Linked DNA regions of Homo sapiens: region 1 is linked to region 2. A link is an interaction called in ENCODE POLR2A ChIA-PET data of the cell type or tissue named here. Cell type or tissue: MCF 10A. All regions are shown on one strand. Links, peaks and the distances in the headings refer to the core of each region. The heading gives the core; the rest is flanking DNA. Region 1 overlaps KATNAL1 (katanin catalytic subunit A1 like 1). Region 2 overlaps UBE2L5 (ubiquitin conjugating enzyme E2 L5).

Evidence for each region. ChIA-PET counts read pairs that join two places held together with the same protein. Peaks named below come from ENCODE experiments on the same cell type or tissue, not always from the same donor. Only the 100,000 strongest peaks of a DNase experiment are listed, where the experiment ranks them.
Region 1: POLR2A ChIA-PET joins it to region 2 with 6 read pairs; 12 of 35 experiments call an interaction of 5 or more read pairs at or near these places.

Annotation. Positions count from the first base shown.
Region 1 is chr13:30,292,940-30,298,318 of GRCh38, forward strand. All of the region lies in intron 1 of KATNAL1 (katanin catalytic subunit A1 like 1), which reads right to left. It also overlaps the pseudogene PRDX2P1. Among named protein-coding and RNA genes, the nearest start is that of KATNAL1, 12 kb to the right of the region's middle. In MCF 10A, for the core only: no CTCF peak of the experiment used is centred there; no DNase peak of the experiment used is centred there.
Region 2 is chr13:30,427,636-30,432,942 of GRCh38, forward strand. It overlaps UBE2L5 (ubiquitin conjugating enzyme E2 L5), which reads left to right. Exons shown (of 4, transcript NM_001355247.2): 4 at 1-2,123. The coding sequence starts at 356. The coding sequence ends at 820. Among named protein-coding and RNA genes, the nearest start is that of UBE2L5, 7.8 kb to the left of the region's middle. In MCF 10A, for the core only: no CTCF peak of the experiment used is centred there; DNase peaks (open chromatin) are centred at 2,776 and 3,836.

The DNA of each region.
Region 1 (5,379 bases), core at 79-5,078, 130 kb before region 2:
AATTCGTTATATATCACTTGTTTTTCCCCTTTTCTGGAAACTTCTCTTTGACATGAGTTTTCTAAAATTTTTGATGATATGCTTTGAAATGGGTCTATCTGGGGTTCTTTCAATGTAGAAATTAATGTCTTTCCATTTTAGGAAATATTCTGAATTATTAAAATTTCTTTCCTGAATTTCATTAAAAATTTCTTTCCATTTTTTTTCTGCTGTGAAATGCCTTTTATCCAGGAATTAGACTTCCTCAGCTGGTCCTCTAATTTTCTTAGTTTTTCCCTCCTTTTTTCCACCTCTCTGTCCTTTTGCTCTACTTTCTTGGAGATGTTCTCAACTTTATATTATAATCCTTCTTTAGAACTTTTTCCTTTTTTATTGAGGTATATAACTTAAAGTGCACAAGTCTTAAGTGTGCAGCTCAATGACCTTTTACACTGTGCACATACACTGTGTACACCCCGGCAACACCCCTTCAAAATACAGAACACTTCCAACTCCCCAGAAGGATCCTTCATCCCTCCCAGTCAGTACTTTAATCACTATTCTGATACCACAGATGAATTCTGCCTGCTTTTTAAAAATCAGCTTTATTGAGGTATAATTTTCATACAATTAATTCCACTAATTTTAAGTGTACAGTTGATGAGTTTTGAAAACTTTATAAACTGCATAACCACCACTACCACCACAACAAAGGTAAAGAACATTTCCATCACCCCAGAAAACTCCCTTTTGCCACTTTGTATTTGACCTCCAACTCTCACCATGCACTCTCCTGTTCCCTTCTCCCTACACAGGCCCACCTCAGTTTACCGCGCCTCATTTTACTGCACTTCGCAGACACCATTTTTTACAATTTGAAGATTCATGGCAACTGTGCATCCAGCAAGTCTACCGGTGCCATTTTTCTAACAGCATGTGCTCACTTTGTGTCTCTATGTCACATTTTGGTAATTCTCACAATATTCCAAACTTCTCCATTTTTATTATATCTGTTAATAGTGATCAGTGATGTTACTGTTGTAATTGTATTGGGGCACCACAAACCATGCCCTATAGCAAGGTGAATATAATTGATAAATACTGTGTTCTGACTGCCCTACCAATAGGCTGTTGCCCTCTCTCTCTCTTCTCCTCGGGCCTCCTTTTCCCGGAGACACAATACTGAAATTAGGCCAATGAAGAACCCTACAATAGCCTCTAAGTGTTCAAGTGAAAGGGAATAGTTGCATGTCTCTCACTTGAAATCAAGGGCCAGAAATGACTAAGCTTAGCAAGCAAGGCATGTTGAAAGCTAAGATAGGGCAAGAGGTAGATCTCTCGTGCCAAAGAGCCAAGTTGTAAATGCAAAGAAGAAGTTCTTGAAAGAAATTAAAAGTGCTACTCCAGTGAACATATGAATGATGAGAAAGCAAAACAGCCTTATTGCTGATATGGAGAAAGTGTGAGTGGTCTGGACAGAAGATTAAACCAGCCACAATATTCCCTTAAGCCAAAGCCTAATCCAGAACAAGACCCTAATTGTCTTCAATTCTATGAAGGCTGAAAGAGGTGAGGATGCTGCAGAAGTATGAAGCAAGTAGAGACTGGTTTATGAGGTTTAAGGAAAGAAGCCTTTTCCATAACACAAAAGTGCAAGGTGAAGCAGCAAGTGCTAATGTAGAAGCTGCAGCAAGTTGTCTAGAACTAGCTAAGATCATTGATGAAGGTGGCTACACTAAACAACAGATTTTCAATGTAGACAAAATAGCCTTCTATTGGAAAAATATTTCATCTAAGACTTTCCTGGCTAGAGAGGAAAAGTGAATGCCTGGGTTCAAAGCCTTAAAGGACAGGCTGGCTCTCGTGTCAGGGGCTGATTTAGCTGACGACTTGAAGTTGAAGCCAATGCTCATTTACTAATATGAAGATCCTAGGGCCCTTAAGAGTTATGCTGAAGCTACTCTGCCTGTGCTCTGTAAATGGAATAGCAAAGTCTAGATGACAGCACATCTGTTTACAGTATGGCTTACTGAATATTTTAAGCCCAACTTTGAGAGCTATGGCTCAGAAAAAAAGATTCCTTTAAAAATATTGCCACTCACTGACAATGCACCTGGTCACCAAAGAGCTCTGATGTAGATGTACAAAGAGATAAATGCTGTTTTCATGCCTGCTTATCCATTCTGCAGGCCATGGATAAAGGAGTTATTTCAACTTTCAAATCTTATTATTTAAGAAATACATTTTTTAAGGCTATAGGTGCCATAGATAGTGATTTCCTTTGATGAAACTGGGCAAAGTAAATTGAACACTTTCTGGAACAGAGTCACCCTTCTAGATGCCAGTAAGAACATTTGTGATTCAAGGGAGGATGTCAAAACATTAACACTAACAGGAGTGTTACAGAAATTGATTCCAGTCCTCATGGATGACTCTGAGGGTTTCAAGACTTTATTGGAGGAAATCACTGCAGATGTGGTAGAAAAAGCAAGAGAACTAGCATTAGAAGTGGAGCTTGTAGATGTGACTGAATTGCTGCAATCTCATGACAAAACATAAACGGGGTAGGGCACAGTGGCTCACACCCGTAATCTCAACATTTCGGGAGGCCAAGGCAAAAGGATCACTTAAGACCAGGAGTTCAAGACCAGCCTGGGCAACACAGCAAGACCCCATCTCTACAAAAAATTAAAAAAAAAACTTGAATGGATGAGTTGTTTCTTATGCATGAGCAAAGAAAGTGGCTTCTTGAGCTGCAATCTACTCCTGGTGAAGATGCTTGTGAACACTGTTGAAATAACAATAAAGGATTTAGATTACTACATAATCCTAGTTGATAAAGCAGCAGCAGGGTTTGGAGAGGATTGACTCCAATTGTGAAAGAATTGCTACTGTGGGTAAAATGCTATCAAACAGTATAATTGCATGCTATGGAGAAATTTTTCACAAAAGGAAGAGTCAATACGTCCACCAAACTTTGTTGTTATTTTAAGAATTGCCCTGGGCCAGGCACATTGGGTCATGCCAGTAATCCCAACACTTTGGGAGGCCAAGGCAGGAGTATCACTTGAGGCTAGAAGTTCAAGACCAGCCTGGGCAACATAGCAAGATGCCAATTCTAAAAAAAAAAAAAAAAAAATTTTAATTAGTCACATGGGCACTGAGAACGCGGGTCCACGCACGTGATCGTCCGTGCATCTAGCCTTTGCCCACACAGCTTGTTCAGTCATGGCCTCAGGTAATGCGTGCATGGGAAAGCCTGCCCCTAACTTCAAGGCCACATCCATGGTGGATGGCGCCTTCAAAGAGGTGAAGCTGTCAGACTACAAAGGGAAGTACGTGGTCCTCTTTTTCTACCCTCTGGACTTCACTTTTGTGTGCCCCACGGAGATCACTGCAGTCAGCAGCCATGCCGAGGACTTCCGCAAGCTGGGCTGCGAAGTGCTGGGCATCTTGGTGGACTCTCAGTTCACCCACCTGGCTTGGATTAACATCCCCCGGAAGGAGGGAGGCTTGGGCCCCCTGAACATCCCCCTGCTTGCTAATGTGGCAATCTGAGGATTACGGTGAGCTGAAAACAGATGAGTGCATTGCCTACTGGGGCCTCTTTATCATTGATGGCAAGGGTGTCCTTTGCCAGATCACTGTTAATGATTTGCCTGTGGGACGCTCATTGGATGAGGCTCTGCAGCTGGTCCAGACCATCCAGTACACGGACGAGCACAGGGAAGTTTGTCCTGCTGGCTGGAAGCTTGGCAGTGACACAATTAAGCTCAACGTGGATGACGGCGAGGAATATTTCTCCAAACAAAATTAGGCTGGCCAATGGATAGTGAGCTTGTGCCCCTACCTAGGTGCCTGTGCTGGGTGCTCACCTGTGCCCCTACCTAGGTGCCCTGTGCTGACCCAGGAAAGGCCAGACCTGCCCCTCCAAACACCACAGTCTGGGACCCTGGAGGGCTAGGCCAAGGCCTTCTCATGCCTCCTCCTGGGAGCTGAATAGTGACGCCCACTCCCGAGCCCGCCCAGCAGCACACAGGCCTAGAGGTGACCAATAAAGTATTAGGGACAAGAAAAAAAAAATTAGTCACATGTGGTCCTAGCTACTCAAGAGGCTGGGGCGGGATGATCGCTTGAGTCTGAGAGTTTGAGGCTGCAGTAAGTTATGATCACACCACTACGCTCCAGCCCTCCAGCCTGGGTGACAGAGTGAGACCCTGCCTCTAAAAAAAAAAAAAAAGAAAAAAGAAAAGAAGGAGGAGGAAGGAAGAAGGATGAGGAGGAGTAGGAAGAGAGGAAAAAGAGAAGAAGGAGGAAGAAGAAATTGCCACAGCCACCCCAACCTTCAGCAACCACTACCCTGATCTGTCAGCAGCCATCAAGATAAGATCCCCCCACCAATAAAAAGATTAAGACTTGCTGAGGCTCAGATAATTGTTAGCATTTTTTAGCAATACAGTCTTTTTTAACAACAGATGCTGGCAAGGCTGCAGCGAAAAGGGAATACTTATACATTGTTGGTATGGAAAGCAGTTTAGAGATTTCTCAAAGAACTTAAAACGGAACTACCATTTGACCCAGCAGTCCCATTACTGGGTATATACCCAAAAGAAAACCAATCATTCTACCAAAAAGACACATGCACTCGTATCTTCACTGCAGCACTATTCACAATAGCAAAGCCATGGAATCAATCTCGGTATCCATCAACAGTGGATTGGATAAAGAAAACGTGGTACATATATACCATGGAATACTATATGGTCTTAAAAAAGAACAAAATCATGCCCTTTGCAGCAACATGGATGTAGCTGGAGGCCATTATCCTTAACAAATAAATGCAGGAACAGAAAACCAAGTACTACATATTCTTACATATAAGTGGGAGCTAAACATTGGATACTCCTAGACATAAAGATGGCAACAACAGACACTGGAAACTAATAGAGGTGGGAGGGAGGCAGGCAAGAGTTGGAAAACTATCTTTTGGCTACTACACTCACTCTCTGGGTGACGGGATCATTCATATCCCAAACCTCAGCATCATGCAATATACCCATGTAACAAACGTGCAGATGTACCCCCTAAATCTAAAATAAAAGTTAAAAATTTTTAAAGTATTTTTAAATTGAGACATGTACATTTTTTAGACGTAATGTTATTGCACACTTAATAAACTATAGTATAGTGTAAACGTAACTTTTATATGCACTGGGAAACCAGAAAATTTGTGTGACTAGCTTTATCGCAATATTTGCTTTACCAAAATGGTCTGAAACAAAGCCCACAGTATCTCTCAAGTATGCCTGCAGTTTTGTCAGTTCTAGAATGCAAAATAAATAAACTCATATGGTATATACTCTGATTTCCTTCATTTAGAATAATGCTTTTGAGATTCAA
Region 2 (5,307 bases), core at 1-5,000:
CTAAAAATACAAAAAAAAGTTAGCTGTGCATGGTGGCACGTGCCTGTAATCACAGCCACTTGGGAGGCCGAGGCGAGAGGATGGCTTGAACCCGGGAGGCTGAGGTTGCAATGAGCAGAGATGGTGCCACTGCACTCCAGCCTGGGCAACAGAGAGAGACTCTGGCTAAAAAAAAAAAAAATTATAATGTATAGGATTGTGGATGATCACTCTAACCAACCAGTGGGCAAGTTGCTTTGCTCAGCGTAAGTTCAAACTGCCACATCAGAACGTTATTTGAGTGTATACATACACAACCATTAAAAGTGGCCGTTACCACGATGCATTCTGGGAAAGAAGCAGCACCAAATCCAAGATGGCGGCCAGCAGGAGGCTGATGAAGGAGCTTGAAGAAATCCGCAAATGTGGAATGGAAAACTTCCGTAACATCCAGGTTGATGAAGCTAATTTATTGACTTGGCAAGGGCTTATTGTTCCTGACAACCCTCCGTATAATAAGGGGGCCTTCAGAATCGAAATCAACTTTCCAGCAGAGTACCCATTCAAACCACCGAGGATCACATTTAAAACAAAGATCTATCACCCGAACATCGACGAAAAGGGGCAGGTCTGTCTGCCAGTAATTAGTGCTGAAAACTGGAAGCCAGCAACCAAAACCGACCAAGTAATCCAGTCCCTCATAGCACTGGTGAATGACCCGCAGCCCGAGCACCCGCTTCGGGCTGACCTAGCTGAAGAATACTCTAACGACCGTAAAAAATTCTGTAAGAATGCTGAAGAGTTTACAAAGAAATATGGGGAAAAGCGACCTGTGGACTAAAATGTGCCACGATTGGTTCCAGCAAGTGTGAGCAGAGACCCCGTGCAGTACATTCAGACACCCCGCAAAGCAGGACTCTGTGGAAATTGATACGTGCCACCGTCTGGCGTTCGCTTGCAGCAGTTACTAACTTTCTACAGTTTTCTTAATTAAAAGTGGTCTAGGTAACCTGTAAAGAAAGGATTAAAAATTTAAGATGTTCTTAAAAAAAAAAAAAGTGGCCATTAATAGACGGAACTATACACTGGACTAGTTGTTGTTTTAAAAACATAAAATCTGGCTACCCTAACGGGATAAGAGTTCAGACATCAGGATGTTGACACAGTGTCCTACCAGAACCCAGGGTTTACTTAGAGAACATAAAAGAAAAGAGATTGTATGCTATATTCCTTGCTTTTTTTTTTTTTTTTTTGGTGGATGTAGATAGGAGATGGGATGAGAGTGGCCACAGGAATTCGATGAGTCGTAGGAAATCCATTTTTGTTTTAATTGATGTTTCCCGTTGAACTGACATTTAGATTGAAATACCTGCGAGCCGGGTTTGGTGGCTCACACCTGTAATGCTATCACTTTGGGAAGCTGAGGTGGGTGGATCACCTGAGGTCAGGAGTTCGAGACCAGCCTGGCCAACGTGGTGAAACCCCATCTCTATTAAAAATAAAATAAATAAACAAATAAAAGTAGCCGGGCGTGGTGGCAGACTCCTGTAATCCCAGCTACTCAGGAGGCTGAGGCAGGATAATCGTTTGGACCCTGGAGGCAGAGGCTGCAGTGAGCCCAGATTGCGCCATTGCACTCCAGCCTGGGCAACAAGAGCAAAACTCTGTCCCCCCCCCACAAAAAAAAATTGATTGAAATACCTGGAATTCACACCATAATTGGGGTGTCTTTAGGCTGAAATGGAGACAACAGAAGGTGAGGTGGCTTGGACTCAGGTGGCATTGGTAAAGGAAATGAAACGCATGCAAATTTCACAGACAAAAGAGTAGCTTTGCCACCTCTCATTTTGGCTGGGCTGCTCTGAGGTGCTGCATCTTTTATAGTGTCTAGGCTCTCATCCTTAATGACATTTTCATATTCTCCATCCCCCATCCCCCACCGCCTCTCCAGTAAGGACTTTTTGACAAGCTGCACTTCCCTGCTTTAGTAATTGGTGATAAGATTTGTCCTGTAGAACATATACATAGAGGATTGTTCACTCTCCTCCTTTTATGAAATAATTTTTAGAAATTGAGCTGTTAAAGGTTGTGTTTGCACATGTTTTTTGGAACAAGAACTTTAATTAAAGGATCAAAAAGCCCAAGCTCTTGCTTTTGAATAACTGAAGCCAGTGTCTATAATTTCTTGTATCTAAAATCTGTAGAAACTAGTTGTGTGATTTCAGGGGTGCATGGGGCCCCTTGGGTGTCTGAACAGAAGGGGGTGGGAGGCAGAGCCGCACCTCTGCACTCTTGCTCTGCTGGTGTAGTGGGCAGCTGCCCACCCCCACCCCACCCTGCACTGCAGGCTCTGGAGTCAGCAGATTAAGCATTTTATAAATTATATTCTAAGTATATATTTTAAACTTGTCAAAAAGATAAATCTAGCTTATTTTACCTTTAACTTGTAAAGAAAGTTTGCCTTCTTGAGTTCTCTTTGTCATGGGCAGTAGGAGTAGCTCGCCTGAGTATCATCAGTGAAGGGAAACCCACACATCTTGGTGAGCAACGAGAAATCACCATGTTAAGATTCCAGGGATTTTCTTCTCTGGTCATTGTTGTAGCCAGTGTCTTCATGGAAGACCTATTTTCGTTTCATTACCATATTTGATGCCTAAGCATTTAATAATCAGTTTATGACTACTAAACTTTTGAGGATCTTAGAATTTAACTGGCTCTAGAAAGTGGCAGAGAAACCTACACATGATTCCATGTCCTAACCCATAAGACGTGAGTGATACATGCTGAGGAGGGAAGGTGAGTCACTCCCCCTGTTAGTCTGAGGGAATGTGTATGAGTCATTTTGTGCTTCTTTTTTTCTTTATTTTATTTTTAGCATAATAAAGTACCAAACCAAGAGTTGTCTGGTTTTTGTTTTGGAGAGTGAGGGCTGCTGGTGAGGGTAGATTTCTGAACTACCCCAGAGAACGTAGTCAGGAACCTCCCAGCAGGATGAGAGAGGAGCCATCAGCTGGAAGGAGAGGGGAAAGGATCAGGAGAGGTAAGGGAACTAGGATTGCTTAACATGCAAAGGGTAAAGTAGAACCAAAGAGAATTTTTGTGCCCCAACAGGAGCAGGAAAATCTGAGAGGATGCCAACCAACTTCTAAGATTATTTTATTGATTCAGAGAAAATGCAAATTTCAACCACAGCTAAACAATAAAAAGGGAAACTTTTCATTTAGAACCAATAGTTATCATGAGTTGATTAAAAACATGAGCTGGCCTAAAGGTGGTATCCTAAACTTCTGGAGTGTGGAAAGTGATTGTTAAATTGCCTTAATTCTCTACCTAACATTTTTCTACAATGCAAGCATCTAAGAAAAGACTGAAAAAGTGGTGAACCAGATATTTGAAAAGTCAGCTTTCACCCAAATATGAGAAAATTTTTAAATGTCAGGTGGGCAATGATGTTGGTCTTGCTCCTCCAGGGTGTTTGTCTTGCAGGGACACTGTTGGGGTGCAGGTGGTCATGAGGACACCGACCTGCTCTATGAAATCAATTTCCAAAGCTTGAGCTCACTTCCAAAAACACTTCTCAAGCATGATGATAACCAACTATTGATTTATCCTGAGGGAATAATCTTTCTACAAGCTTTTATGTTCACTGTGTTGGCTTGTGGTAGCTAGTGAAAACTGGGTGATTTCCTCCCTTAATCTAGAGGTTGACCATTTAGAAACACAACAGAAGAGACTTCCAAAATGAATAAATATCTCCTGCTGTTTGAAAAGTGAACCTTCTAACAGATGAAGAAACTGCCCAGGCAGGTATTCTGAGTCACTGTGTGATTCTGGACATGCCACTCAACCTTTCTCCAGGCTTAAGTGAAGTTAATGTTTTTCCTCCCACTGACTCACGATGGTGCCTTGGGGACAGAAGAAATGAATGTTAGAAAGTCCAGTGCAAATTTCTAAAATGCCACAGGAAAAATCAGGTAAAAAACACTTTTTTGTGAAATGTAGCTGCTGTGTAAAAGACACGTGGCACACAGCCTTCCTGGCTCAGGGACAAAAATATTCATCTTTCTATAATTCAAAACCAAAAGTGGAACAACACCATGGAAGGTTTTAAGAAGGGAAGCAGAGTGTCCTTTTTAGACCAATGAGGTGAGTCATGTTCTTTTCTGATGTCTCTGGGAAAGATGTGATCAACATAAAGATGTTTTATTGCCAATGCCTAGGTAAAGCAATCTCAGTATTCATGTCTCAGAAACATGTCTTCAGATGCAGTTTCACCTCTCTGAAAATGAGCTCTCCTATGGGAAGGTTTGGTTACTAGTATAATTACAGGCTTCTGAGGGTGCCCTGGCTGTGTCTTTTGTCCATTCCCAACTGTTGCTCCTTCTTTAAAATATACATATGTCATGCCTCTGCCTGAACTCTTGACAGTACTGACTAGAATGCCTTTTCCTACTAGTGGACCACATGCATAAAATAGTTTCACAACACATGGTTGTTGGAAGGGCCATCTCTGATGCAGCATATATACCAGCACTTAATGTTAGCATCTCTCACCACTTAGTGAACAAATTTAGTCATAAGTCAGGCTGGGATTCTAATTTTTTTTATTATTTATTTATTTATTTTACAGGCAGGGTCTCTGTTGCCCAGGCTGGAGTGCAGTGCAGTGGCATGATCATAGCTCACTGTAACCTTGAGCTCCTGGGTTCAAATGATCCTTCTGCCTCAGCCTCCAGAGTAGCTGGGACTACAGGCATGTGCCACCATGCTGGCTAATTTCTTTTAAACATTTTTTGTAGAGACAGGGTCTCACTATATTGTCCAGGCTGGTCTCGAACTTCGGCCTCAAGTGATCATCCCGCCTCAGCCTCCCAAAGCACTAGGATTACAGATGTGAGCCACCGTGCCTACCCCAGGCTGGGATTTTAAAGACAGGCAGGCAAGGGCCTTTGTTAGAAGGAAATTGTCCAAAATTTCAGCAAGCAAACATGTGTTTTTTCTTGATGAGGACACCATACAACACACATCTCCACTAGTGCAAGACACTTGGAAATGGGCTTTACCAGCGATATGTCCAGAAGAGGTGAGGCGCTAAGACAGCTAGTTTACTGGCCTCAGTATTTCTCTTGCTCACTAGCAAGAGAAATAGGTCAACATTTCAGAATCACATAGAATTCTGAGGAATCCATGAGGTACAGAGACTCATGCCCACGTCACCCTCTAAAGTTCAAAGGATATGCCTTTACACATGGGAAGATGCTATGCAGTGACTATTAGAAAAGGTTAGAAAAATTTAAAAGGGTTTTTTGTTTTCTGTTTTTTTGTTTG